7 separate regions of the Mus musculus genome follow, and all the other regions are linked to region 3. The links are chromatin loops, found by intact Hi-C in ENCODE. Cell type or tissue: left cerebral cortex. All regions are shown on one strand. Region 1 overlaps Caln1 (calneuron 1). Region 2 overlaps Caln1 (calneuron 1). Region 3 holds the start of Caln1 (calneuron 1). Region 4 holds the start of Gm40337 (a long non-coding RNA gene). Region 5 overlaps Caln1 (calneuron 1). Region 6 overlaps Caln1 (calneuron 1). Region 7 overlaps Caln1 (calneuron 1).

Region 1 (4,000 bases), 110 kb after region 3:
ATGGATCCCTAGACTCTGGTTCTCAGGTTTATAAAGCCAACATTATTTTACTGACTGAACCAGCTCCCTAGCCCATGCATATACATATACATATAATTATATATATATATATATATATATATATATGTATATATATATATATACATACATACACACACATATATTTAATCTTATACAGTGTGTTACTTTTTCATTTATATATATATATATATAAATCCCCTGTCATTAAGTAGTAAAGAAGTTGAAAATTAGACCTCAGTTTTCTTGGCAATGAAGATAGTTTTCAACTTATGTTGCTATTTGGGGGAAACAAAGAAATGAGGCTTTATATGAATTCTTATATGACTCTGTATGAATTTCTTATACAGAAATAATCACTTTAAAATGTGTGTGTGTGTGTGTGTGTGTGTGTGTGTGTGTGTGTGTGTGTGTGTTTGCCTGTAATGTTCAGAGCAGTTGGATCTCCTGGAGCTGGAATCACAGGCAACTGTGATCCACCAGGCATGGAAGCTGGGGACAGAACTAGGTCCTCTGCAAGAGCAATGGCACTTGTAGGCACTCAGTTTTCTGTTCAGCCCCGTGTTGGGATGCTCTTTGTCCTCCGTCTCATGAAATCTATCTGCCCTCGGGTCGTCTTAAGTGGGCTAGCTCTTTCTCCCCATCATCAGGGTGAGTTTCTGAAGTAGTTTCACAGCTTCCTGTTAGTCTTACTCTATGTCAAGCCTGCATCTAGGCAGCTAAGTCTTTTGTCAATGTGCATGGACATGGACTGCTGCCCGCTCCACTCTCCATCATGTACTCTGCCTGCCTGAGACTGGAGGAGATCCCTGTATGATGCCCCAAATTGGCTTTCAGTTCCAGATGTGTCTGCCTGGAACAGCTGTTGTCATGTGGGCACCTCATCCTGTGCTCCCCAGTCTGTCTCTTGTCCTGTTTTAACCTCAATTCTAATTGCTATTTATGGCTATCCACGATGATGTCCTCTATGTCCCTACCTCTCAGGAAGGGAGCATCCTGTGTTGGCTAAGCCATAACCAGCTCTGAACTCAAGTCTGAACTCTTCTCCTGCTTGATCCATTCAAGCCCTGGACTGTATGGGTTGAGTTTCTCTGAGCTTCAGTTGTTCGCTCCATCCAACGGGTGCCAGGACCGTTCATGAGAACTAACTGAGATACTATAATATTGTGTCTATAAATCAGACAGAAGCCAGATGTAATGAGTCAATCCATGTACAGAGTCCATGTGCCCTCTCTGCCCTTAAGGACTCTGGATGCTGATGGGCAACCTCAGTGTCATTCCTTAGGAAGTGTTTTCCTTGTTTTCTCTGCCTGGAACTTGTCCGTCCTGCTGGGTTGTCTGACCAGTAAGCCCAGACAATCTACCAGTTAGCTTTACCAATCCCCTTCTAGCACTGGGATGACAAATACGTGTCACCATACTGGCTCCACTCACATGGGTTCTGAGGATCAAAGTCAGGCCCTCATGCTGGTAAGGCAGGCATTTTACTGACTGAGCCATCTCTCCCTTGTTGTTGAGACAGTTCCTTCCTTGACAGCTCAGGCTGGTCATACAGCACTCCTGCCTCTGCTTCTTCCTTCCCCCGTGTCCTGCTCTGACCCAAATTTGATTGTAAATTCTTTTTATGTATCTTTAAAATCTTCTTAGGTTGGTCCTAAGTTATAACTGTAGAGATTTGTAGATACAACATTGGCCGTAAGTTCTTTTAGGAGGAGGTGTTTGCTAGAAGTGTGAACAGGGGCTGGTAGTAGGATGAGAAGAATTTCCACGTGTGACACTTGCAAATCCAGTTGAAGAGTCAGGCATGGTGCTGGCCTGTCATACTAGCACTAAGGATGCTGAAGCTGGAAGTGTTGTGAGTTCTGGGCCAGCCTGGGCCACATAGTGAGATCATTTACTGATCAGTCAACCAATAAAGAAACAAATCAATTCTGTCTAGGAGATGGATGGCAGGACCCAGCATAGGATCCTTACTTAAAAGGTTGCACATTATATTTAGAAGAAGTCTGGTAGGATTTGGCAACAGTGATGTTTTTATCTAATCACAGGCAATAAATAAAACAAAGGTCTCATGATTCTTTGCCAAAACTTGAAATGCTAGGTTGGGTGGTTGGAAAGCTGAGGAAGCCAAGTCTTTGATGTGACCATTTCTGTCTTCTCGTGGCCATTCATCACTCTGAAGCAGAAAGCCTGGCAAAGGATCTGACGGCACGCAGCTGTGCTCTTCCTGGTCTTGGGCACTCAAGCTTTACTTTACTCTTAAGTGAGCTTCCTGCATTAAGAATGCATTCCTGAGATGGGCATTGCTACTTTAAAAATCACTTAAGATTTACTTGATCGGGGGAGACTTAAACACAACTAAAGAAGGGATGAATCCTCTTCTGGACAGACCATGGGGATTCCGCAAAATTGATTATGTATTAGACAACGAAATGAAGTGTATTTGTTTCTGTGTGGTAGTGGAGATCAAACTCACAGTCTTGTTCATGTGAGGCAAGCAATCTGTTGAGCTACATACCAATACTATACCAACTGGGGGATTCTAGGCAAGTTCTTTTCTACTGAGCCATGCCCCAGCTCTCTTTTTACCTTCTGTTTTGACAAAGGGTTTCACTAAGTTGCCCAGGCTAACTTTAAACCCATTCTGTATCCTAGGTTAATCTTGAACTCAGGACTCTGTGATTCAATCTCCTGAGTACTCGGGATGACAAGTCTGTAGCCTATCCCTCTGTCCTTGCTTTGACTTGGTCCAAGATGTCCTTTGCATTCTTCCCCATGCTCCCTGTTATGTTCCATCAGGTCACTTTCCTGATTAAAAGCCTCCCATTTCCCCCTATTGTCTACAGAACAAAGTCCACAGACTCAAGATCAGTTCTTGTGGTTGACAGAATAAAACATTCCTCCAGGCAAAGCTGTGAGCCCTTCCCAGAACCCATGACTATGTTTTTATCCAAAAGAACTACAGGTTTTATATATATCTGAGAGGGAAAGAGAGGTCTGAATGGGATGGAAGCAGAGGAGCAGAGTCAGGAGATGTTATATGCTTGGCCTGAAGGATAGAAAGAGCCATAGTATTGAGTGACTTTTTCTGGGAGACCTTGACCTGTTAACCTTAGATGGGGCCATGATGCCAGACCTTTACCCTACCTTTTCTCATTTTATTCTGTTGCTGTGATAAAGCACCCCTCCAAACAAAATTCAATTTGGGGGTAAAGAGTTTATTCCCCTTACGGTTCTAGATCTATTGTTGAATGAGGCCAGGTAAGGTACTCAAGCAAGAACTTGGAGCAGAAACTAGGGAAGAACAGTGACTGACTCACAGATCCATGCTTTGCTAGCTTTCTCATAGAGCCTAGGGAATGATGGCGCCCAAAGTGGGCCGAGCCCCCCTGGTATCAATAAATAATCAACATGCATGGACATGCCCACAGGCCAGTCTGATTTGGGTAATATCTTGTATGAGGCTCCCTTTCTTGGGCTATGTCAAGTTGACAGTTAATACAAACTAGGACACTACCCATACCTGACTTAGTGAACCTGTAAGTTTGTTGAGGATATTTTCAGAAGGAGGGTTAAGGGGTTACCTTTAGGAGTGTGGGTGACTGATCCAAAGGCAGCTGCATCAATGAAAAAGCTCATGCCAGTTACATGGGTGGTGACTCACCAAAGCTACATCCCTGAAGTTTCCTGTACAACATATGGTCTGATCCATCAAAGAGTCTACTCTCTCCAGAAATTGATTATTGGTTATGTAACCTTGGGAAGGCATCTTTGAGTCCTGTAACGTCCTGAGCATCCTGAGCCTTATGGGTTTCCTTAGCTCCCAGAATTCTCTAGAAAGAGGTGTTTCTAGTCAGAGGAAATAGCTGCATAATATGTAGCCAGGGAGTTCAGAAGGCTGTGAGGAGAAGCTGGAATGGTAAGGAACTAGATTGACCCCCTAGGACCACAGGAGGGAGTGTGGCTTTGTTGACACTTTCAT
Region 2 (4,000 bases), 220 kb after region 3:
GTCTCCTCGTATGTTTTCTTTGGAGCAGAGTTTGCAATTGTGGAGGTGAAATTCTTCTACATCTGACTCATGAAGGACTTCCTCCTAGAGACCTTGAAAGGGTGACATTGGTATTGCCTGTAATATCTCTTACTTTGAGCTAAACTCATGAAAGTTCTCAGTGTAGGGGTTCAAGAGAGACAATGAAGCAAGTTGTCCTTTTGGGTAATAGGTTTATTGGGAGGGGGCATTATTAGCACTATAGGCAAATAGGCATGAGAGGGGTTCTGAAGAGAATTCAATTCCATGAGACAGAGTAGAGGTCTCCTCTTAGAGCAGAGGTTCTCAACCTTCCTAATGCTAATTAAGAATGCTTCCTAATGACCCTTTAATACAATTCCTCATGTTGTGGTGACCCCAACCATAAATTTCATTGCTACTTCATAACTGTAATTTGCAACTGTTATAAATCATAATATAAATATCTGATATGCACAACATATCATAGGTGACCCCGCCAAAGGGGTCATGATCCCACAGGTTGAGAACCTCTGCCTTAGAGGTTTTAGGGGTGGGTTGGGAGAAGAGGTGGCGGTCCTATGCCATGCAGTCACTGAGGACTCTGTAGGACTTGCTTCCAATCAGATGTACCTGTCCTCTCAGTGACAAGAGTTGGCCCTCTTATGTGTGTTTGTCATAGGGGTGTGGTTACTGTAGTCCCTGATTGCTCAGGATGCTTAGTAAATGTCCTCTGGGAAACTGAAGATTACATAGTCACAGTTCACATGCAATCACAGCATGGCATCTTTCATTTCTTTTATGGCAGTTTTGATGACATGAGAGAGGAGAAATAAGACAGGGATAGAGGGTAGAATGAGAGGAGAAAGCAGTAGAGAGAGGAGAAGAGAGATAGAGAGACCCCCCCTCTCTGTGTGTGTGTGTGTGTGTGTGTATGTCTGTATATATACAGGTAAACTTGGTCTTGGTAGCTTCTAGCTCAAACCTGACAATTCCAAGAGCTTCCTCACTGACAGGGTGGATGGTAGCTTGTGTTGAATCTTGATACTACTCCCGTGCTTCATAAGAGATGTTGGTTTTATCAAAGGACTGCTTTCAACGCTATCCATTTATGGCCAGTTCTGTCATGTGGATCCTTGTTGGAGATCACTGATGCCTACATTCTAATTATTAGAGTGCCACTAAATCATTTTTACTTCACGTCTCTATTTTAAAATGTGACTATTATTTTATGAGTATGGAATTAGGGGAACGGGTCATTAATCTTTGTTTTTAAAACATGAGCCAGATACGTTGCTGAGTTCAATTGAATGGAATTTCTCTTTAGACATCTAAAACACTACGGAAGCTGGGCAGAGTAGTGCATACCTGTGATCTTGGTACTTAGGAGACTGAAGCAGGAGGATTGCTCTGAGTTTGAAGCCAGCCTGGGGTACAGAGTTTGCAGGGTGAGACCCTGTCTCACAAAAGCAAAAACTAAACCAAAACAATTTCAAACAGAAACAAATAAAACCCAGGAAAAATAAATTAAAACATTACAAATACCATCAAAACACAGTATTCCCTTGATTTCTTAGAACAGTGTTTTTGGTAAATACACTTTCCTAAGATAGATAAGCATATGGTTATCTTTTACTCATCTTGAATCACTCTGGTACTCGCCTACCTTATAGCCAATGAGCATATAAATACCTTTCATTTGACCGTGACAAAAATAGATGGCAGGGGCAATTTAGAGGAAGACAGACTCATTTTGGCTCACGGTTTCAGAGGATTCAGACGTGATCTGACTCATCATGACAATGGGACTTGCCAGGCACCATCATGGCAATGGGAGCACGTGGCACTGGAGAGATGGTCACTCACTTTACAGTGGACAGGAAGGAGAGAGAAACCAGGAAGGAGTCAGCCTTCGTATCCCCTGAGGATCTTCCTCTAGGGACTTGTCTTCTCAAGAACCCATAATGTCCCAAAATAGAGCCATCAGAGCATTTGAACCATGGCCCTGTAGGAGACATTTTGGGTCCAAACAGCAGTGCCATTTTTCAGCCCGTCCAGGTTGAGCCTGATCGTCTGCACTTTACCTACAGTTGCCATGAGTTCTTTCTACCCTGCACTCTGCCTTCATGGTTCACCCTAGCCTAGGAAGATGCCACAGGGCATCCTGAGCTCTGTGCTTCCCCCCACCCCCACCCCTGCTGCTATCTGAGAAGACAGAAGGAACTATGGGTATCAGATCCCTATCTCATATAGTGGCCCCAATTCTCCAGATTCTTTACCGTTTGGCATCTCCATGAGCAGGCAGTATTTTTTTTTAACACAATACTGACTCTCTTTAGCAGAGTTCCATCACCCCATCATGATCACAGCCGCTCTCTGGGTTTGTTATACTGTCAGTCTCCCTCCTCCAGAGTGAGGAGACAGGAGGTACTGCAAAGTGAGCCAAGGGCGGGAAATTACATCTGAGATTACTGATTTTTAAAAGTGTACTTTATGTGAGTGCATGTGTGAGAGTGTTCATGTGTATGTACATATGTGTCCTTCTTCAGGAGTCACCTACCTTTGTTTTTGAAGCAGGGTCTCTCACTGGCCTGGAATTCACTGATTGAGCTAGCATTACTGGTCAGCAAGCCCTTAGGATCTTCCTATTTCAGCTTCCCCTGTTGCTTAGATTACAAGTTCAGGCTGCCACACTCAGGTTTTGTTGTTGTTGTTTTGCTTTGTTTTGTTGGTTGGTTTAGGTTTTGTGTGCATATGGGGAGGAGGATCCTGGGAAGTCAAACTCAGGTCTCCCTGCTTGTAAGGTAAGCTATTTACCAACTGAACCATCTCCCCATCCCTATCCCAGACTCACCCTGTAATATTTAAACGAACTCTGGAATGCAGCATCTTTCCTCTCCTGCAGTTACTCCCCCAGCTCAGAACAGTGACTAACAAAGAAGAGCAGCATCCTAGCAGTCCCCAGCTGCCAAGCTCTGCCTCCCTTCTACTGCCTGATCACTGAGAAAGTGTGTGAAACAGCCTGCCACAGCCATCCCTGCATGGAGGGAAGCTCATGGCCTCCACGCTTGGGTGGCTGGGGGTGGCAGGGAGGGGGTGGGGTGTGCACATGTCCAAGTGATAGAACTTGCACGAACACATCAGTTTCTGTCTGTGGCAGTGGTTGAAGTTAGCATAAAAGAGGAGCAGAAAGGCCAGTCTCTGGCTCTGGTATTCCAGTAAGGGATATTAGCATCAGGAGGAAATGATACTGGAGAAAGGATACCATGCTAAGAGACTGGCAGGGTGTTCTATCAGAGCCTGGTAGGTATCCAGACCTCACAGAAGCAGAGGTACTCAGATTCAGCTGTGGCTCCTCACGTGGCATCATAATGCGGAGCAGACAACAATGTGTGACTCTGCAGGTCTCTGAGTTTCAGTAAGTCATGAATTAGAGAGCAGCTCAGCTGGAGGCTTTGGCTCTGGGTCTCTCAGGAGGTTGCTGTCAAGAGGCCTGTTGTGATCATCAGAAGGCTTGGCTGAAGCTCTGGGATGTACTTTAGGCTGCCTCATTGCCCTGGCTGGCAACCTGTTCTCAGATCTCCACCATCAGGGCCTTTTTGGAGTACCATTTAAGTATCCTGACTTGACACGGGTCTCTCCTAAAGGGGAAGGGTAAAAAAGAGTGTGGTGTGCAGATTGCGTGAGGACATTCAGACTTAGCTTTTGTGTATGCGCATGTATGTGTTCTTGGGTAAGTGCATGTGCACATGTATGCACATGTGTATGGCAGACAGTGGACATCCTTAGTCACCATCCACCTTCTCTTTGAAGCAGAGGCTCTTACTGGCTTAGAGCACATCAAATAGGCTAAGCTAGCTGGCTAGCCGGTGAACTGCAGGGTTCTATCTGTCTATGCTACTCCAGCTTTAGGATTACAGGTATGCACTGCCATGCCTGGCCCCACATTGTCTTTTTTAAGTATGGGAGAAAACTACCTCCCAGTAAAGTCAGGAAGAAAGGG
Region 3 (4,000 bases):
CCATTCTTTCTTATGGAATCTATACTATGACCTTGGTAGAAGTGGGGACGGGCCACATGTTCTGGGGCTCTAGGGACGCGGGATGAGAGGTGGGTGTGTGTGCTTATGCCCTTCGTAGACATAGCGAAGGGATGGCTCACAGCATTTTGCTCTCACCCTGGTTTTGACTACCAGCCTTTCCGTCGACACCTCCTCCTCCCCCATGGCATTTGGGGACTCAGGTGTAACCGTGGGCATCGGGCATCCGGGAAGAAGGAGTTAAGGTAGGGGTGGGCGTGCTTGGGTTGGGGCTGAGGTGTTTAATAGAGAGAAGCAAGCAATTGGCGAATGTGAACGTGGGCAGCTTCTCTGGGGAGGAGAGGAAAGAGGGCCGGCTGCTAAGCTGCAGCTCGCCCCCCGCGTGTGTCTGCCTGTGTGTGCAGCGTGCATGTGTGTGAGAGAGCGAGTGAGCGAGCGAGCGAGTGAGTGAGTGTGAGTGCGCGCGCACCGAGGCGTTCCTCAGGTTGCGCTGCCTGGAAACGGAGGGAGCCATTGGAGAGGCTTTGGGGGTGGGGGTGGGGGTGGGAGGTCCCCAATCCTGGGAGAAAAGAGAAGAGAGACTGGGGTGGCCAAGCCAGTCCAGCAACCAGGCTCCAGCCTCGGTGGGGGGAAGAAGCCAAGAGTGGTAGGGGGATCTCCTTGCTAGAGACCGCTAGGCTTCTTCATCTGGAGGAACCGGGGAGGCACTGGGGAGGAGGCCGGAGCTGCATGGAGTTTCTGGGGCGCGCAACTCCGGCGGGGCCTCGGCCACTGGGCTCCCGGGCGCAGCGAGGAGGCAGCCGCGCACATGGGCTAAGCCCGCGCGGCCAGCGGGCGCGGGAGGGGTAGAGGCGAGAGCGGTGCAGGGGGTGCGGGGCGCACGTTCCCCCAGACGGGAGGCGAGGACAAGGACAGGGGAGAAAGGAGCAGCCTAGATCATCGCGGGCTCTGCAAAGCCCAGCTGTGAGACTCAAGGGAAAGGCAAGACTCGCGCCGCGCCGGGCTCCCGGGTGCCGCTGGGTTGGGCAAAGCGGCCTCTCAACCAGAGTGGGGGCACGCCGTGGGAGCCGGCTACGGAGAGGAAGGATGCCCGCGCGGGGACGCGTGTGAGCGCCAGCTTGAGCGCTCTGTTTCGCGTCGCCCCCTCCCTGCGGGCCTCGGAGGAGGTGCCTGGGCTGCCGGGCAGCGGAGCTCCGGCTCCAGGAGAGGTGAGTGATGCTCTCTCCCAGTCTTTATCCTGCATCCTCCCTGCATCGTTGCCTCCCTCGCTGCTTCAATGGTCCCTTCCCCGGATGCCCCTATCCTAGCGAGTCTCGGAGTGGGCGGGTGTGCTGCCCACAAGCGCCTCCCGGACCTGTTGGCCCCGCTCTTAGCACCCCATCTCTCGGGGCCGGGGTGTCACCCGAGCCATCCTGATCTCTCTTCATGCTTAGGGTGGGTGAGGAACGCTGGAATTGCAGAAGGGCCTGGGTACACTCGTGGGAATCCCGGGACTGTGCCCAGCTCGTGGAGTCTTGGGTGCTAGTGGCCATCGGGCTGCGCGCCCCCGGGGACACCCAGGTTGTGGGAAAAGGGAGCTTTGGGTGTCGGGGATCCGATCCGCATCGCAGCCTAAGTGGGAGTCCTTGGTGGCATTCTGGTCTCCGGGAAGCTGGAGTCATGGCGATCTATCTAGGGAGGTGGGAGGTATGGATCACTCCATCTCCATCTTCCCACCCCGATGCTCGCTTCCTTGGGGGAGGATCGGTGGTCTTGGAGCACATGGGGTGACCCTAGAGGCCTCAGGCAGTCCCACCGGGACCTCTGGGTGGCAAGCTTTGGAACTAATCCAGATCGAGGGCAGAGGTAGACACTCCGCCTCTCTAGCGCAAGCCAGGTTTGCCTGGGTGCCCAGCTTCCCCAGACCAGCGCTTCAGGGAGTGAACTTCCTCAGACTTGGTCTGAGGGCGCCTGGGCAGCAGCAGGTAGTTCTAGTCTTGCCTCAGGGAGAACCCGAGGATACTTTGATCCACAAGCAGATGGTGCTAAGCCAGGACTGAGCGCTGCGGTTTGATTCCACAGTGCAGGACACGTGCATCTTCGGCCCCCATCCCAGTGTTTCTTCTCCAAGCTGTTCCTTTGCCCGAGGAGTTTGTGAGAGATCCCATTTGCGCCTCATTCCTTACCTCCAGGGGTAGCTGTGCCTGCATGCAGTTCCTTAGGTGCCAAGACTGGGGCGCCATCCCTAGGCCCCAGACTATTCTTTTTTATTGTTTTTACATAAAAAGGAGACATTCCTGGGTCCACAATATAGCAGCCAAGAGTCGGTAGCGTGTGACTGTGAAGTCTGATAAATTGTGTTCTTAACTACGTTCTGCAGTGGCACAGTGCAGTCTGAACTGCAGAGTTACCAAGACCAGGAGAGACAACGGGGCACTGTTCTAACCCTATGCTTTTGTGCACGTGGAGGGACTCGTGTTCTGCATCGAACTGCTGTCTCCCAGTCTCAAAGATCAACTTTAAACACACATACACACACACACACACACACACACACACACACACACCCCGGAGCTAAGCATAGGTTGTGAAGCTGCTTCGTGTGAATTGTCTTACAGGGTGGGGTGCAAGACATGCTGTCCACAGAGCACCACTCCGGCTGTCCTTGGGGTTGTTGGAGGTGGTGATTTAACATTTTAATTAATTAATTAACTAACTAATTAATTAATGCAAGGTGGGCATCAGTGATATGGTAACAATCAATGTGAGTTGTTATTGTTATTTATTAGTTTCTTACTTATTTGGTGTGTGTGTGTGTGTGTGTGTGTGTGTGTGTGTGTTGGAGGCCAGAGGCATAGAATCTCCCTGAAGCTGGAGTTACAGTGTAAGTAAGTAAGCCACCTGACATGGGCCCTGGGAACCAAACTCAGTTCCTCTCTGCAAGAGCAGCAAGCACTCTTGACCACTGAACCATCTTTTTCCCCCCTGATTTTATTTATTTTATTTTCTCTTTGGCATTACTGGGGATGACACCCAATGTTGGGTATCCGTTTCCTCGGAGTGCTCCACCACTGAGTGAAGTCCCCACTTCCTACCGTTGGCTTGTACTCACTAATTCTGCACTGTGAGGTGTTGGCTGAAGTCTTAGGTGACCCTTTAGATCTCTCCTGGGCTGGCAGCTCCCTTGCTGTGACTCGTTTAGCATCCTCCCATGGTGCTCAGGTCATGGAGACTGTTCATTACTTCTTTGAGCAGTGCACGGGGTCCTGGCAGATACCCAAGGCTAGTCATGAGCTGGGTGGCTTCTGAAAGGTGGCCTTTTCAGAGTCAGTTGAAGCTTGTGTGGTTTAATCGAAGCAGCTGGGGGGCACCTTTCGAATTGTTTTAGGATTGTTCACTAAAATGCCACCTCTTTTCCAATCCTGAAAGTGACAGTTGCCACCAACCCAGCCTTCACTGACAGTGTGGCATAGAGTCATTTGTAGAAAGAGAATAAGTAGCCAGGGATGGTGGCTAAGGTCTGTGACCTCAGCACCTATGATGCTGAGGCAGGAGGATTGAGGCTAGGCTGGGCTGCATTGTGAGACTCTCTCTCTCAATCAATCAATCAATCAGTCAGCCAGTCACATAGATCCTATCTCAAAACAAATGAACCAACAACAAAATAATTTAATTCAGCTGGTATCACTGAGAAAACTCACAGTTAAGTCCTAATGGGAATCCTTGAACCCCTTTCCTCTTGGTAGATAAGGGTGGGCAGCCGGACAGGGTAGAAGGTATCTGCCGGCCCTTCCCTCCCTCCCTCCCTCCCTCCCTCCCTCCCTCCCTCCCTCCCTCCCTCCCTTCCCTCCCTCCTCTTCTTTCTTTCTTTCTTTCTTTCTTTCTTTCTTTCTTTCTTTCTTTCTTTCTTTCTCTCTCTGTATTTTTGTGTGTGCAGGTGTAAGTGTATTTGTGCACAGGTGTGGAGACCCGAGGTCAGTCTTGTCTGTCATTGATCAGGTGC
Region 4 (4,000 bases), 400 kb after region 3:
TGTTCTCAGACCTCCATACCTGTGCCATAGAGCATGAATAAACCGGGTTTAAAAAGAAATGTCTGAAGCCATACAATGCTCCCCACTACACAACTAATATACATTAGCCAAAAATGGTTTCGGGGTGGGGAAAGAAAGACGGAAAGCCTATATACCCAGCGAATCCAGAAAGCCATTGCAAACACCTGAAGCTGGGACCCAGTTGGTGTGTGAAGGTTAGGGCGGGGGGTGGGGGTGGGGGGTGGGGAGGGAAGGGGAAACAAGACAGGAAGCAGAAGGGAGGAGCTCGGGCGAAGAGAGAAAGGCAGTTTCTCTTCCCACTCTGAGAGAAGCACTGTCACATTGTCCTGCCTGGGCGTCAGAAAGTCCTACCAAGCTTACAAGTTTCATGAGACACCCCCCACCCCCCCAACTCCCAGGCCTCCAAAGACTCTGCTCCTGTTTTCCCGCTCAGCCTGGTTTTCCTGCGGGAGATGCTTTGGACGGGGACTCGCCAGTCTGCAGAGTTCCCAGCAGGGGAATTAGATGCCAGAGGTTCTGAACTCAGCAGCACATTAGAGTCACCCAGGGAGCTTTTAAAAAATCTTTGCAGGATCCCTTCCGCTGCAGACCAATTACCATCGTCCTGCAGGGAGGGGGCGGGGGAGTGTCGAGGCCATAATATTTTAAAATTCCCCTGGCACTGCTGATAACTGGGGGAAGGTTAGAACCCTGACTCTTTGAAATGGCAGGAGGGTAAAAACGACATTAGAAATCAGTAGATTTCATTTTTTATTTAATTTAATTTTTAGATGTGGAAACTGAGGCCAGGGATGCTATGGCAGGACAGACTGCAAAGGGGGCTCTTCTCCCATCGACTGAATCTGGGTGCTCCAGTTGTGCAGCACTGAGGGAGGAGGCGCTGAGAAAACACAAAAACAAAAAACAAGGGGGGTGGGGCTCTCAGGATGGGGACAGCACACAGAAATGCCACAACAGCTAGCATTAAAGAGAAACGTCTAGATTCACCATTGCATTTTCGTGATGCCAGGATTAGAATGTTATTGTTTGAAACAGGATCTTTCTATGTATCCCAGGCTGGCCTTGAACTCACCATGTCCTCTGCCTCAAGCTCCCAAGTACCCTGATGACAGGTGAACACCACCACTCCTAGCCCAGGGTTGGATTTTTGGTGGATACATCTTCTGTCTCCTTTTATCGGGTTTCTGTTTTATTTGGTGGAAGTAGAGAATTGAATGAACTCAGGGCCTTTTGGTCATATTAGGCAAGCCCGTTATGGCTGAGCCACATCCTCAGCCCCATACTCGGGGGACATTAGTTGTTGCAGCTAGCCTTTAACTTAGAATCACCAGTCTCGAGATTTAGCGTACCTGGGGTAACTGGGGGTGACTGGCGTGAATTCCCACTTCCTGTTCACTTCCCTTTTCTTTTCTTCCTTTCATTCCCTTTACTTCCAAAGTGACCTTCATCCAAAGCTCTCTCTCCTAGGACTCAGAAAAACATGGTCCTGAAACCAGATTTTTTTCTTTTTCTTCAGATGAAACATAAAGTTAGAAAGTGTCTGAGGGTTACACAACTAGTCTTTCTGGCCTGCTTGTGAAACTTGCTGCGGGCAGCGAGCGCCCCCTGCCGGTAGCTCCCATGGATTCTTACGCCGCGTGCCGAGAGCCCTCTGGTGGCAGAGAGCTGTCATTGCGGAATCTATCCACCTGTTCTGAGTCAGGGGGCTGCTTGTAGCCAAGTTCACAGCTGGAAATGCTTGAGAGACTTCAAAAATCATGGTCTCCGGGACTGATTCCAGGATCTCACTGCTTCCTGTTGCATTTCATTAGCAGAGCTTTTATCTAATGCACTTATTAAGTAAAGACACAACACTGAAAGCCAATCAGATTTTCGGGTGGGGGGTGCGGGGGAGTGGGCGGGGCGCGCTTGTCTTTAACCAGTTTTCAGCCCAAAGCAGAGAGTGGATAATCTTTGGTTAACCTAGACTGGAGCACTGTAAGTGAATGTGACTTGCCTTCTGGTGTCAGAGTTTACTAATTACAGAGCCTTCATCTCTGACACATCCTGACCTTCACACTGCCTTATGTATTTTTTCTTTTGTGGAAAAAAAAGTCACATTTTATTTATTTATTTATTTATTCATTTATTTGCTTACTTAATATTACACGTGTGTGTTTGAGTGAAGGTCAACTTTTTAGGTTCTGTTCTGCCTTTCCTCCGTGAGGGTCCTGGGAGTGGGACAATGATTGTCATGCATCTACCTAATGAGACCCCTCCACAGCACCTGCTCACGTACCGCTCTTTCCTCAAACCTCTGTGAGCATAGCGAGCCAGATTTTACCTGTTCTGTCCTGAGAGCCTGGCCTTAGCCTATCTTAATCTCTAGTTTTGGTCCTCTTCAGTCACTGTTCTCCTGTGCCCAATATTGAAATGTCACATATTGGGGGAGGGAGTCAGTGGTCCCCAGTGCTGGAATTGCAAGGAAGCCAGCTAGAGAGATGCATGCGGTGCTCTGAATCCAACCTTGAAACACAATCACTTCCTGTTTATTGGACCCTGTTCCATTTGTGTTGCCCACCCCCACCCACATGCAAACCCTAGAGTACCTTTAAGGCGGAATGGTCCCGCCAGGAGATCTGACGCAGACCTGGAGGAAATCAGGAGAGAGCTTTTCTGACTCAAACAGAAGTCGCCCACTCCACGACACACCCACAGATCTCACTCAGAAAACACAGAACAGAATGTGTCAGGTCTGCCTGAGTCACATGTGGCCCACCCAGCTCCGACTCAGCCATTGCCTGAGACTTAGTTTCTCAGTTGTTCTTTTCTAATGGGTGTGGGCAGCCCTTCCTCCTAGATTCTTAGTAATTGCACCTTCAGTCATCGAAGACTGATGGGAGAGAGATGTCTGGGGATGTTTGAGGGATATTTGATGTCATTAGGAACTGCTCTTAGTCCTAATCTTGTCATGCTCTGTCACTGTCACAGACAGGGACATGTCTGATGGAAAGAGACATGTCTGATACCTGGTTCTGGAAGCTGGGGAGTCTATGATGAGGTGGTGTTTGTGGCCAGGACTGAGTGGTTGATGTTGAACGTAAGGATCACAGCCTGTGTCCCAATCCAGGTTCAGCAACTCCACCTCAGTAAGCTGGTTGAAAGAGCCACACTTAATGGTAGAAAGCAGAAAGGAGGGATTTCTTCAATGTGGACACGTCAATCTGATGACACACCCCACACACTCCAAAACCCATCTCTGGGCCTCTGAAGCAGGATCAAAGCTTCAGTCAAGGGCCGGGACATGCATACCCAAGTTGTTCTGGCCAAAGTGTAGTCTTCTTGTCTTCCAGTGACCTTGGGTTTTAGTCTCATTCTGTAAGGTGAGCTGACAAGGTAGAACTGAGAAATCTTTTTCCAGGAGACATTCTCCTTCGGCTGGTCCCTCTTCCTTCTTCCAGTGTGAGATACCTGGGGAAATTCTAACTTGAGGGGATGAGGGTCCATTGTCTCAATAGTCTAACAGACTGACAAACAAGTCTCTCTTAGCCAGGTGGTAGTGCAGCACTCAGGAGGCAGAGGCAGGTGAATCTGTGAGTTCAAGGCCAGCCTGATCTACAGAGTGAGTTCCAGGACAGCCAGACCTACACAGAGAGACCTTGTCTCAAAAAGGAAAAAAAGAAGAGAAGAGGAGAGGGGAGGGGAGGGGAGGGGAGAAGAGAAGAGAAGAGAAAAGAAGAGAAGAGAAGAGAAAGAGAGGAGAAGAGAAGAGAAAATCTTTATTTCTCTCGGGCTAATCCCATTCATCCCATGCTGCTTCAACCCTTGGCTAAGGTGAAAAGGCAAGAGGGTATGTTGGAGGCAAGACACACCAGCTTTGTGATACACATCCATCATTCCAGCTACTCATAGACAGGTGGACAGGCAGACAGACACACACACAGACTGAAAGGAGAGAGAGAGAGAGAGAGAGAGAGAGAGACAGACAGACAGACAGACA
Region 5 (4,000 bases), 230 kb after region 3:
CAAAAACATCTGCCTCCTTGGAGCTCTCATTCAGAACTTATAGGCAGTTCAGCAGAGTAGAGAAGCTCCCCTCCCCATCAGTTGTTACTGCTGATATGGGGTTTGTGAATCTTGTAAACCTTAGGAACTTTCTGAGCCTTATAAGTTTCCTTTGCCTCTTGCCTGTTAAAGCTTCCATCCATGGTGGGAATTGCCATAAAACAATACTATTGGGTAATTGAGACAACCGAAAGGTGTGGTCCTCAGCTCTTCATTGTGGCACCACTCCTTCCTTGTACTACACACCAGGACCCCATCTGTATTCTAGAATGTCTGCTGGAGATACCCCTTAGGTTGGCAAGGAGAGAGCCAGTTACTGTTCGGTGTCTACATGAGCTCATGTGTTACAAGGACCCTTTAACAATCTCTCCTCCTTGACCTCAGAGGAACTATTTTGGGCTTTTCTACAAGTCTGAGGACTGCAAACCATCACAAGGATAATAATGAGGATTTCAGCAGATTCAACAGCATTGTTGACCCCATGATCACCCAACCATCCCTGTTAATCTCGTTTCTTATGTGAAAAAAAAAAGGTGACAGGGCTTCTACACTTAAACCATTGAAAAGAGGGCCTGGAAGTGTGGGTCTACTGGTAGAAATCCGGCTTAGCATGCATACAGTTCTGCATCCCAAGCACCACATCAAGACCTGGGTGCACTGCTGCATACTTGTAATCCCTACATGAGGCAGGAAGCAGGCAGAGATAATATACCCTCAAGGACATAACCTCCAGTGACCTAATGCTTCCAGCTGGGTCCCACTTCCTAAAGTTTCTAGAGCCTCCCAAAATAGCACCACCAACAGGTTATTACTGACCATTCAACATATGATGGGGCGGGGGTTTACATTCAGTTCTTAAGACCATGACAATGTCTAATTGGCCATACAGCTAGATCTGTGCAATATCCAAGACCAAGTCAATATCCTAGCATAAAAGTATACAAGTTGCAGGCTGGAGAAATGACTCAGTAAGGATTTTGCTATATCAACATGAGATTTGATCCCCAGAATCTATGTTGTTGTTGGTTGTTTTTTTTTAAATCTTGTCATGGTAGTGGGTTAGTAACCCGAGGCTGGGAGGCAGAGGTAGATCCTTGGGGTCTTACTGGCCTGCCAGCCTAGCCTACTTGGTGGGAAACTCTGTCTGAAGAAAAGAAGGCAGAAAGCATCTGATTGACGGTTGAGAATGACCTCTGACCCCTCCCATATACACCCAACTCACTATCATTTTATAATGGACTCAAACAGACCTGCTTACCAAAATGACTTGTTCAGTCCCCAAATGCCTAACTACAGGACTGCTCAGAACCTCTATCAACTACCTGTGGGAGAATCATACAATATCTGCAGCTTCCCCCTACGAATCTTTCTAGATTTGGCTTCTATCTCTCCATCCCCAATCATTGCTGTCTGGCTTTTCCTCTCTCCTTCCTCTAGCTTTCCATTTTTTTTTTTTTTTTTTTTTTTTTTTTTGCTTAAGTTCTGGACTCATGGTTGTTGGTGTAATCCAAACACACTGGGAAGAAGAGGTGGCTCCATGGTTAAGAGGGTGTACTGCTCTAGTAAAGGATCTATAGTTTGGTTTCTCGTCCCCATGTTGGGTGGCTCACAACTGTCTGGAATTCTGGTTGCAGAGGATTCAATACCCTTGACTTTGTGTGCTCACATGTGCATATATCCCCCCCCCCACACACTCCCAATACACATATTTAAAATAAATCAGTTTTTAAGGCTGTACAACAGCAGCAGCAGCAACAAAAAATCCTTCCCAAACCCTATCCTGTGTTCTGCCTGGAATGTTAGACATGCTGTTTCTATAGCCATGGTTGACAGGTGGTAACATGGCTCACTTTATTGGTAGGTGAGGGTTCTCCATGCCCCATGTTCACGACATGTAGGAAAAATTGACCAAGTGCAGTTACATTGCAATGGAAAATCTGCTATGCCTTTAAGGAATAGGGATGGGCTAAGAAGTTGACAGTGGCATTCTGTGTGGTAGGAGGGTGGAGGTGTTGTCTAAAATCTCAACAGTGGGCATATGTTACTTCCATAATTGAGAGGAAAAGCTAAAATAAAGAAAAAGCAGACTCCAGCTAGTAAGCGTCTATTAATAGCTATGATTTTTTTTTTAATGTGTAAGACTAGAGGTTACCTGCATGAGGCTGGCTGCTGAAGGAGGTTGCAGGGAGATGGTTCTGTGAAATAAAGAGTGTTCATTTCTATGAAGGATTTGATGCATGGGACTATGGCTTGGAAATTTTAAGAACACTTCATTTTTGAGATCTTCCTTCTTTCCATCTCTTTTCTTTCTTCTTTCCTCTCTCCTTCCACCCCACCCCTGTCCTTTCTCTTTACCTTCTTCCCCTTCCCTTTCTCTGGTCTCCTTACCTCCTCTCTCTCTCCCTCTCTCTCTTTCTCCTCCTTCCTCTCTCTGTTTGCCTCTCTATACCTTGTCTCCCTGTTTCTCTGTCTCTCTCAGTCTATCACTGTCTGCCTCTGTCTTCCTCTCTGTGTCTCTTTTTCTCTGTCTGTCTCTTTATCTATCTGTCTCTGTCTTTCTCTATCTCTCTCTTTCTCTGTTTTTCTCTGTCTGCCCCCACCGTGTGTGTGTGTGTGTGTGTGTGTGTGTGTGTGTGTGTGTGTGTATTGCTAGTGATTAAACCCAGGGTCTCACACATGCTCGGTGAGCGCTCTACCACTGAGCTACAGCCCCAACTCTGTTTGAGTCAGGGTCTCACTAAGTTGCCTCAACTTGCCTTGAACTCCCTGTTTCTCAGACTGGACTCAAACTTGGGAAACCACTTCTTCAAAACCTCCTAAGTAGCTGGAATGACAGGAATGAGATACCATCATGGCTTCGTTTTTTTATTTAAATCAACTGAGCTTTTCCTGGCACATCTTCCACTCATCACATCTGGCACCAGCTGGATGTTTCTCCTCTAATATTGTGTCAACTTGCCACTCTCTCGGAGTCCTGGATCCGCACTGCAGCTCTTCCTTTCTTCCTCTGATAAAGCCCAACTATCTCTCAGCAGCAGTGTCCATCACTGTGCCTGTTAGACTGACAGCAAGCTCCTGAATGCCCAAAGTAATTTCCCTAGGTGTGAAATATGGAAATGTCTGAGCTGACACAGTTACCCAACCATGTTGGCCAAAGACCAACAGTATTAGCTGACAGCATCACTGGGACTTATCAGAAGGAAATTTCCTGACCCCACAACCCCCGAATATCTGCATCAGAAACCTCGGGAGTCTAGTGTCCAAAGCCACCCTGGTTATGGCGCTTGATCAAAACAGAGAGGCTCTGAATGACCTTTGGGATAAACCAGCCAGCCTTCTTTATAGATGTGTTCTGATCTTGGTTTCCATCTAGCTTGGCAATTTGAGTTACTCCTTATTTATCACACTCTTAGGTGTAACTATCAGGGCTTCATAAGGATTTCCATTTATTAACCCTTCTTACCTGAGAGTATTTCATTTTCATTTGTTATTTCATGCAAATGGTACATATTATATATTATGCATTATACATATATACTTGATATGGTGTGCATGTGGAAGTAGAAGGGCATCCATCAGGCATTCTTTCCTCCCACCATGCAGGTCCCAGGGACTCAGGTTCAGGTTATCATCACCTGAGATATTTTAATGTATAGGTGGACAAAATAGATGTATAAGCATTTGTTTACAAAACATCCTGAAGAAATGTATTACAGGGCTTGAGAGATAGCTTGGTGGTAAGCACTTGTATTGGCTGCTCTGACAGAACAATTTAGTTCCTAGAACAGCTCACAACGTCTTGACTCCCCAGCTCAGGAGATAAACCCTCTTCTGGCCTCTGTAGGCACTCACACGCTTAAGCACTCGCCACTCATACACACCTTAAAAGTAAATCTTAAAAAAAAAAATGTATCTTAAGACAACTTTTGTATACATAATCTTTTACCATTTATTAAAAGAA
Region 6 (4,000 bases), 100 kb after region 3:
TCAAATATTCATTTCTATGGTGATTCTAGATCCTGTTAAAGCAATAATCAGTAGCAAACACTGGGGCTGGGGAGATGATTTTAGTGGATAGTTATTGTGAAGAAGCTTGGGAGACAGAGATCTTCAGTACCAATGTAAACACCACAAGCCAGCCTGCCTGTAATTCCAGTGCTTGGAAGGGGGAGAGAGTGATTGACAGAATGGGCTGGATAACGATTCTGGCCGGTACTGGGGAGTTCTGGTTCAACTGAGAGACTCTGACTCAATGAAGAAGATGGAAGAGAGTGAGGGAAAGCCCTGATGTAAACCAAACACATATGCCTACATATATATGTGGGTCTATATGCAGGCAAGTACAATGCACACACACACACACACACACACACCACATACATATAAAAATATCAACTACCAACACAGGCATTCAATTCTACAGGTGAATGTGCATATGCTTATGCACATGCATACCACATATACATACAAATTTTAAAATCATGAATGTGCATATGCACACACACACACACACACGCACACACAAATTTTAAAATCTGTCAATCATTACAAAAGAGATTCAACCAAATTGCTCAGAATCAGAAGACACAGGAGAGATCCCCTGGAATAAAAAGCAGAGTGGGTGTTCCAGTTGTTCAACTAGTTAATACTACCTTAAAGAGTCAATAATTCTTTCACTTTATCTAGGTTAGTTTAGCTGGTGGGTATTGTATAAGGCATTTTTCTTACTTGTTAATTGACTCTGCCTACTGTGGGTAGCATCATTCCCTAGGCTGTGCCCTGAACCAGAGTAATGAAAGCCAACTGAACAAACACAGCAAACAAGCAAGGATCCATGAGTTTATTCCATCTGTTTTTGACTATGGATGTGATAGTTTAAGTTTCTGTTTTAACTTCAATGAAATTATTGACTATGACCTGGAACTTTGAGTCAATTAAACCTCTTTCCCCCCTAAGTTGCATTTTGTCAGGATATTTCATCACAGGAATGAAAGTGAAACCAGAACACGGTCGGTTTGTCAGGACCATGGACAGGGCAGAAAAAGCTGAGCAATGACCTCTAGAGGTTTGCAGGGTTGAGAAGGGTCAGGGGCACCCTGGAGCAGGAGGCCTCTGGGAGTCTGAGTTAATTTCTTCTGCAGTGAAGAGTCTCTGGCAAGATTTCATTGCGGGTTTAGCAATCACATTTTCATTTTAGAAAGATCAATCGGACAGCCCAGGATTTCTTCACACAAAATAATTTATTCTTTGTATTCAGCAAGACTCCCTGAGGAGGGAAGGCAAGGAAGAGAAATTTTATTGAGGTGTGTGGGAGAATGAGATTGGGACATACACCCCGCAGAGGGTCTTAACTCTGAAGCCCCGGGCTCTGGACAGGGGATGGTGGCCCACGTGTGTGGATGGTAAAGAGGCCATTGCTAACAATCTGTAACCCATGGCTGTCATTTTCAGTAAGACAAAAGCAGGTGGGTGGAGGCTACGAAGAATCAGAAAGGTGAGGACAGTGCCATAGTTAGAAGTGAGGGCATCTGCTCAGTATTGTTGGAATACTCTTTTTTATCTTCGTGTGTGATTCGTATTTAGTGTGTTACATGCATTCTAACTTATTATAAAGAAATAACACATAAATGCAGTATAAGCTGAACTCATTGCGAATAACTAGCATGAGGGTGGCAAGAGGACTCAGCTGGTAAAGGTACTTGAAGCCAAACCTGATGATCATATTTCTTTCTGGAAACCACATAAAAGAAGAAAAGAACCAACTCCTTAGAGCTGTCTTCTGTGTGTGAGCTCATACACTCACACATACATGCGCAGGACACACACATACACACACACATGTACACTCACATGGACATTCACAGACACAAGCCCATGCAATGTATACCTGCATGTACACACAGAGAGAATAAGTAAATAAAAATGATTTTTAAAAAAAAGATAAAAAGAAGACGACCATTATTATTGAGTGTTGTTAACTTGTAATAAGAAAGGTTTAACAGAAAAATCTCCTCCCCGACATCACCTCTGTTTATGAATCTTTAAAACACATTACCACCTGCAACTACCTTTCTAAGGGAATTTTGATTTTTTTTAAGCAAAAATTTAAATAACCTAAATTAAGATAACAGAATGTCATCTGGAGCTTTTGTTGAATGGAAAAATTCATTGACGTGTCTGAATTTAAAATTAAAACATTTCCTTCAGAACCTTCATTGTTTCATTGGTTTATTTTATGATGGAATTAGCATAGCAGAATGCATAAAAAGAAGTTGAACACAGTCAAAGACAGCTTTCATTTCTTATATACTGGTAATTCTGGAAGGATTTTTATAAAAATGAATTGAATCTAAAATATTTAATAACTTTCAGTATCTTTAAGATTACATAGGCTTTTCAAAAGTACTATGAAAATAATGCATTTGTAAAATTTGGAAATGGAAAAATTAAAAACCATAGAGTCCTGCCTAGTAAAACCATTGTGTAATCAACAGACATTTACTATGTGTCTGATACTTGTGTGAAACTTCCAGATCCTAGGCAAAGAAAACCTTTATGGGCATCAAAGACAATAAGAATGGCAATTAATCATCTGCTGCTGGGGACAGAACTCAGGATCTTGTACATGCTAGGCAAAGGCTTTACCACAGCCACATCCCCAGCCCAGGGCTTATATTTCTGACAGAGGGTGTTGTGTATATTAGATATCCAATCTGCCAGATTATACAAACTAGTTGTGAATACCATTAAGAAAATGGAACAAAAAGGTGGGGTTTGGTTCAGCACTGCTTGCTTGAAGGCCTGGGCTCTCTTTCTGACACTGGAGAAAGGACACTCAGAAACACACAAAATCTAGGTTTGACGAGACAGAAATGACATGAGGAAGTGGGATGTTCAGGGGATTGACATCTGAAGAAAGAAAAATTGTCTGCTATATGTAGGCTTAAATTTTTCAACCTGCTTTAATTATGGTTCTTCAATGCTTCAATCTCCCTTCTAGCCCATTACCCACTAGAGATAGGGGAAAAGAAAAGTTGGGTTTGTAGACCTGTTTAGAAATAGTTCTTTGAGGGGATTCCAATCTTTGTTGTTAGCAGTCTAGTCCACTAACAAAATACAAATCAGCAGTAGTGGCTCGATCCAGAAGAGAACCTCGAGGCCCCACCAATCAGCAGGAGTTCACAGAAGCTGCAAGAATCAGCTGGAATACCACCAATTCTTTGGTGTGTTTCTCTCTACAAAGTCATGGCAAAGTGAAGATCATCAAAGAAAGCAAGGTGAACCAATGCAAGAGCATCATCAGCAAAGATCAGCATCAGCAAAGCCCAGTGAAGATCAGCAAAGAGTTACAAGACGAACCAATGTAAGAGCATTGCTCACTGTCTGTTGAGTTATACTTATTCTCTTTCCAAACATCACATGACCTCTCAAGTGACCCCTCCAACAAACACCACATGCCCTTTCACCAGTCAGCTTCCAGAAAAACACCACGTGTCTGTACTCAGAAAAACATCATCTCATAAGACAGTCTACAGAAAAAAATCACATGGCACAACTGAGTCTCCAATGAAACCAGAAATTTGTACTTCAGGACCATGCAGGGACAGAGCCTTGTGAACCCTAAGTATGAAGGTGAGAATAAGTGTGGGCCTGAGGAAAAGACAGAAGGTCAAGGTAGTTGGAGCCCATTAATGGTGAGTGTGAAGGGAAAGAGATAAAGGAAAGGGCTGGCTTACACAAGACCCCATGGCATAAAGTCTGTAGTTTACCAGCATCTATGGGACCCTCCAAGTCTTTTTATTTGTGGCTTTCTCTGGACACAGGATCTCATGTAGCCCAGGCTGGCCTTGAACTTGCTTGCTACTTAGTGAAAGAGGGTCTTGAACTCCTGATTCTCTTACTTCTACTCTCTTGGTGGTAAGATTACAGATGTATATAATCACATCCAGCATGTGATTTTAGAATGAACTACAAAGCATCATGCATG
Region 7 (4,000 bases), 360 kb after region 3:
AAACCCTGGAGGCAGGGAAGTTTATAAGTACTATGGAGTTTCTGGTGCTGTGGCTGAACAGTACCATTAGCAGTGCTGATAGACTTGGAGGAGAGGTGTCTGCACTGCTGATGGTGTGTGTCCAAGGATAAACGGAAGACAGCAGAATGAAATTACAGGGATGGGATAGTCTAATATATATATATATATATATATATATATATATATATATATATATATATATATATGCTGGGGTAAACATATGAGATAGCTCAGCCATGCAGGTAGGACTTGGCTACTCTAGGTCCTTTAAGTACGCTAGACTACAGGTCACTACTGCACATTAGGAAAAGCTCTACTTCCAAGTGAAGATGTTCTGTTTTATTGATCTTCTAGGCAGCCCTTTCTCTTGGGAGGTTGATGGGGTGGGTGAGACTTTTCATAGGGACACATGAACAGATAAAGTCTTCTCATGCCTGCTAGGGGGTCTGACAGACCAAAGATGCCACCAAAGTCTAACTTGGTGAACTTAATGAGTTCACTGGGACTCATTGGGGTCATTTAGGAGTATGTGTGAGGTGTGACTTACAGGACCACGTTTAACTCAAAAGCTGCTCTATCACCAAAAGCCCATCTCAGCCTGGGTGACAACACATAAGAGCTCTCTGCAGGATTTGTAGGCAGCTGGCCAGGCCAGAGAGTCTCCTCTAGGCAGCTGTGATGGTCAGAGTCTCCTTGCCCATCATCATTCCCTGCATCTGTAACCTTGGGGAGCTGCTTCCTAGCACCTCGTGAACTCCAGCATCTGAAGAGTTCCAGCTTCCCTAAGTATGGGAAGTTTGCTTTCGTCCTGAGTCCCATGAGCACCCCCTTCCTGGAGGAAGTGTTCCAATAGAAGGAGATTACTGTAGAACATTAGAATGACACCCTTTTAACTAGGCACAGGGAAGAACAGGAATATAGAATATTATTCTATAATAGAATTTATTTGACCCCTTTCCTCAACTCCCTCAAGGTGAATTAAATGGCACCATGAAATGAATTCCACACCTGGGACAGTTGGAAGAGAGGAGGATTAGCCTAAAATCTGGTCAGGGAAGATGTGGTCCCCTACAGTGCTAGTCTCAGTGGGAGTCAGGGATGGGGAAGACCTCAGGGTGGGAGGCCTGTGGTGTGCCTCGGGCTTTGTCCTTTTAGTGGCCTGGCTTTCATCTTGTTGAGAATTCAGAATTTCTCTGCAGCCAGGGCCCCCTGAGGCTCCTATCACAGCGGGAGCAGGAGTTCAATTTCCCTTCTTCACTGTGAGTCTCCACTGGACGTCTCCTTGCAGAAGATACTTTTCCTGGCCTCCTGATGACAGATTTGTGGGGGAAGGGAGTATAGGTAGGAAGGGGAAGGAGAAGAAATGGAGGGTTGCCACTTATCCATTCAGCAAACATGCATCGTAATGCATCCACACGCTCCGGTCTAGCCACTGAATTAGAGGTGGTGCATCTTTTCCAAGGGCTCTTTGTCAACTGGCAGAGTCTGACACAGAAATAAACAAGATTAACTTGCAAGCTAGACACAGTGCTTGAACCTGTGATCCTTCATGAGAGAGACTGAGGAAAGAGAAGTAACAAGAGCTTGAAGCCAGTCTGGACTTTGAGAGTGATTTCCAGGCCAGCCTACACTGCAGAGCAAGATCTATTCTCAAATCACCTAGTGCTGAGGCTGTAGATCCGTGGGTAAGACTTGCCTAGCACATACAAACCCTGGGTTCAGTCTCCAGTGCCATGGATACTGGGCATAGTGGTGCATACTTAACAAGAGATTGGGATTGGAGATAGGAAGATGTCTGGAGCTAGCTGGCCAGCAGCCTAGCCTATTTGGCAAGTCCCAGGCTGGTGAGAGATCCTGTCTTATAAAGAGAAAGGTGAGTGACAGTTGAGAAATGATGCCCAAGGTTGTTCTCTAGTCTCCACAGACATGAATGCACAGAGGCACACATGCACTCACACACACACTCACACACGCACACACACACACACACACACACACACACACACACACACACAGAGAGAAACCCATCTCACTTATATCCCAGAGAATAAGAGTTGCCTTTGAAAATTAAATTAAGAGAGCTGAAGAGATGGTCCAGAGCACTGGCTGCTATTCCAGAAGATTCAGGTTTATTTCCCCTCACCCTAGTAACAGCTTACAGCCTACAGTTTATAGCTATCTGTAGCTCCAGTCCTAAGGGATCCAGCGCCCCCCTCTGGCATATTTGGGCACTGCATTCGTGTGGTCCATAGACATATATGCAGACAAAATAGTCAATAAGTAAATAAAATGTTCAAGCTATACTAATTAAAAAGTTATAAAATCGAATCAAGGAAAAATAGTAGAAGGCACCCTCTGACTCTTTTTACACTTTAATCTGAAAAGAGGATGGTCAGGAAGCTGTTTAAGATTTAACAAGGGAAAAATGACAGAGGCCCTGCCTTGAGAGAATAAGGTAGAAAATGATAGAACATGAGAAGAGATATCCTGACCTGTGGGTATGTGCACCTACACACACACACAAACACACACACACACACACAGAGAGAGAGAGAGAGAGAGAGAGAGAGAGAGAGAGAGAGAGAGAGAGAGAGAGAGAGAGAGAGGCATCCACCAGGTAATTATATGGGAAAAAAAAAACATAAAAACAAGAGAGTAACTCATGACACTTTGGGTCAAGAAAGAAACAGACTAAAATTACAGAACCAAAATAAAGGCAAAAAGAATTGGTCTTGACTCAGCCAATCAGAGGCAGAATGAGGGACTCAAGAGATGCCTCCGTGGTAAAGGCCACTCACTGCTCTTTTGGAGAACCTGAGTTCAGTTCTTAGCACCCATATCAAGGAATCTCACAGCCACTTGTAACTCCAGCTCCTGGGGCTCTGGTGCCCTCTTCTGGCCTGTGTGGGTACTGTACCGAGAGAGGAGGAGGGGGCGGGGGGAGAGGGAGAGGGAGAAGTGAGGGAGGGAAGGAGTCATATGAAATGGCACACTAGTTAAGAGAATATATTGCTCCTTAAAAAAAAAAAAAAACTGAATTCAGTTCCTAGCATACATATTGGGTGGTGCACAGCCACCTATAACTCAGCACCAAAGGATCCAATACCCTCTTCTGGGGGTACCTGAACTCATGTGTACACGCACGCACGCACGCACGCACACATGCACACATGTGTGCACACACATAGGCATGGATAAAAGAAAGTTAAAAGGAGCAAAATGATCTTTTCATGGTAAGAAAGAAAGAAAGAAAGAAAGAAAGAAAGAAAGAAGAATACAGCCCAGAACTCAAACATGAAAATTATTTGGGAAGAGATGAAATATATGGAAGAACAGGATAGACAGCTAATTAGGAGTAATTTGTGTTCCAGAGGAAAAATCGAACTAGAACAAAGGAGGAGTTGTCAAATGGTTGCAAGAAGCACCCAGGAGGCAGAACACAATGTTGGTATAAAAATAAAAAAGCCTGGCTAAGCTGGAGCCAAGATTTTGCAGAAACATATGTCTAAATATGGCACAGAAACTGTGTGTGTCCGTGTGTGTGTGCGCGCGCATGCGTGCATGTGCATGCACGCACACACGTACATGTGTGCATAATCTCCAGGGTAGAGAAAAAGTCCTGCTAGTGTTGGAGAATGGATAAAGGCTATTGAAAGAAGAAAACTTAGGTTACTCACCCAACCCCAAACAGAAGGAACCAGAAAGCTCTGCTTAGCTTTCTCTGAGTGTGTATCCTTGTGCAGGAGTGTGTGCACCAAGTGTGTGCACTTTACTCACTGAGCTATACCCACACCCTCAGCTCAGGTATCAACATAGGGGCATCTGTGCAATTTTATGATGTCGTATCAAACCAGGGTGTCTATTATAGGAGAATGGAGGTGGGAAGGCATGGTAGGAGCTGGAGAGATGGCTCAGAGGTTAAGCGCACCAGTTGCTCTTCTGAAGGACCCAGGTTTGACTCCCGGAATGTACATGATGG

What was found. Hi-C counts contacts between places; a loop is a spot of excess contacts. Peaks named below come from ENCODE experiments on the same cell type or tissue, not always from the same donor. Only the 100,000 strongest peaks of a DNase experiment are listed, where the experiment ranks them.
Region 1: it touches region 3 in a loop (2.5-fold over the local background); 2 of 42 quality-filtered maps call a loop at or near these places.
Region 2: a loop joins it to region 3, with 1.8 times the contacts of the local background. A loop is called at or near these places in 3 of 42 quality-filtered maps.
Region 4: a loop joins it to region 3, with 5 times the contacts of the local background. A loop is called at or near these places in 6 of 42 quality-filtered maps.
Region 5: a loop joins it to region 3, with 1.9 times the contacts of the local background. A loop is called at or near these places in 3 of 42 quality-filtered maps.
Region 6: a loop joins it to region 3, with 1.9 times the contacts of the local background. A loop is called at or near these places in 2 of 42 quality-filtered maps.
Region 7: a loop joins it to region 3, with 2.6 times the contacts of the local background. A loop is called at or near these places in 5 of 42 quality-filtered maps.

The regions. Positions count from the first base shown.
Region 1 is chr5:130,561,221-130,565,220 of GRCm38, forward strand. All of the region lies in intron 2 of Caln1 (calneuron 1), which reads left to right. Among named protein-coding and RNA genes, the nearest start is that of Caln1, 110 kb to the left of the region's middle. In left cerebral cortex, no CTCF peak of the experiment used is centred here; a DNase peak (open chromatin) is centred at 1,733.
Region 2 is chr5:130,669,828-130,673,827 of GRCm38, forward strand. The region is part of intron 4 of Caln1 (calneuron 1); the gene reads left to right. Among named protein-coding and RNA genes, the nearest start is that of Gm40337, 180 kb to the right of the region's middle. In left cerebral cortex, no CTCF peak of the experiment used is centred here; DNase peaks (open chromatin) are centred at 1,783 and 2,956; H3K27ac peaks cover 705 bases.
Region 3 is chr5:130,448,233-130,452,232 of GRCm38, forward strand. It overlaps Caln1 (calneuron 1), which reads left to right and starts at 560. Exons shown (of 6, transcript NM_021371.2): 1 at 560-1,226. In left cerebral cortex, a CTCF peak has its summit at 2,203; DNase peaks (open chromatin) are centred at 490, 1,066, 1,618 and 2,113; H3K4me3 peaks cover 3,077 bases; H3K27ac peaks cover 1,832 bases.
Region 4 is chr5:130,851,911-130,855,910 of GRCm38, forward strand. It overlaps Gm40337 (a long non-coding RNA gene), which reads right to left and starts at 3,331. Exons shown (of 3, transcript XR_868569.1): 1 at 3,313-3,331; 2 at 3,030-3,172; 3 at 2,215-2,650. In left cerebral cortex, a CTCF peak has its summit at 1,653 (motif pointing left); DNase peaks (open chromatin) are centred at 1,639 and 2,715.
Region 5 is chr5:130,676,048-130,680,047 of GRCm38, forward strand. The region is part of intron 4 of Caln1 (calneuron 1); the gene reads left to right. Among named protein-coding and RNA genes, the nearest start is that of Gm40337, 180 kb to the right of the region's middle. In left cerebral cortex, no CTCF peak of the experiment used is centred here; a DNase peak (open chromatin) is centred at 2,045.
Region 6 is chr5:130,553,043-130,557,042 of GRCm38, forward strand. All of the region lies in intron 2 of Caln1 (calneuron 1), which reads left to right. Among named protein-coding and RNA genes, the nearest start is that of Caln1, 110 kb to the left of the region's middle. In left cerebral cortex, no CTCF peak of the experiment used is centred here; no DNase peak of the experiment used is centred here.
Region 7 is chr5:130,809,253-130,813,252 of GRCm38, forward strand. All of the region lies in intron 4 of Caln1 (calneuron 1), which reads left to right. Among named protein-coding and RNA genes, the nearest start is that of Gm40337, 44 kb to the right of the region's middle. In left cerebral cortex, CTCF peaks have their summits at 2,236 (motif pointing left) and 2,899 (motif pointing left); DNase peaks (open chromatin) are centred at 1,794, 2,228 and 3,527.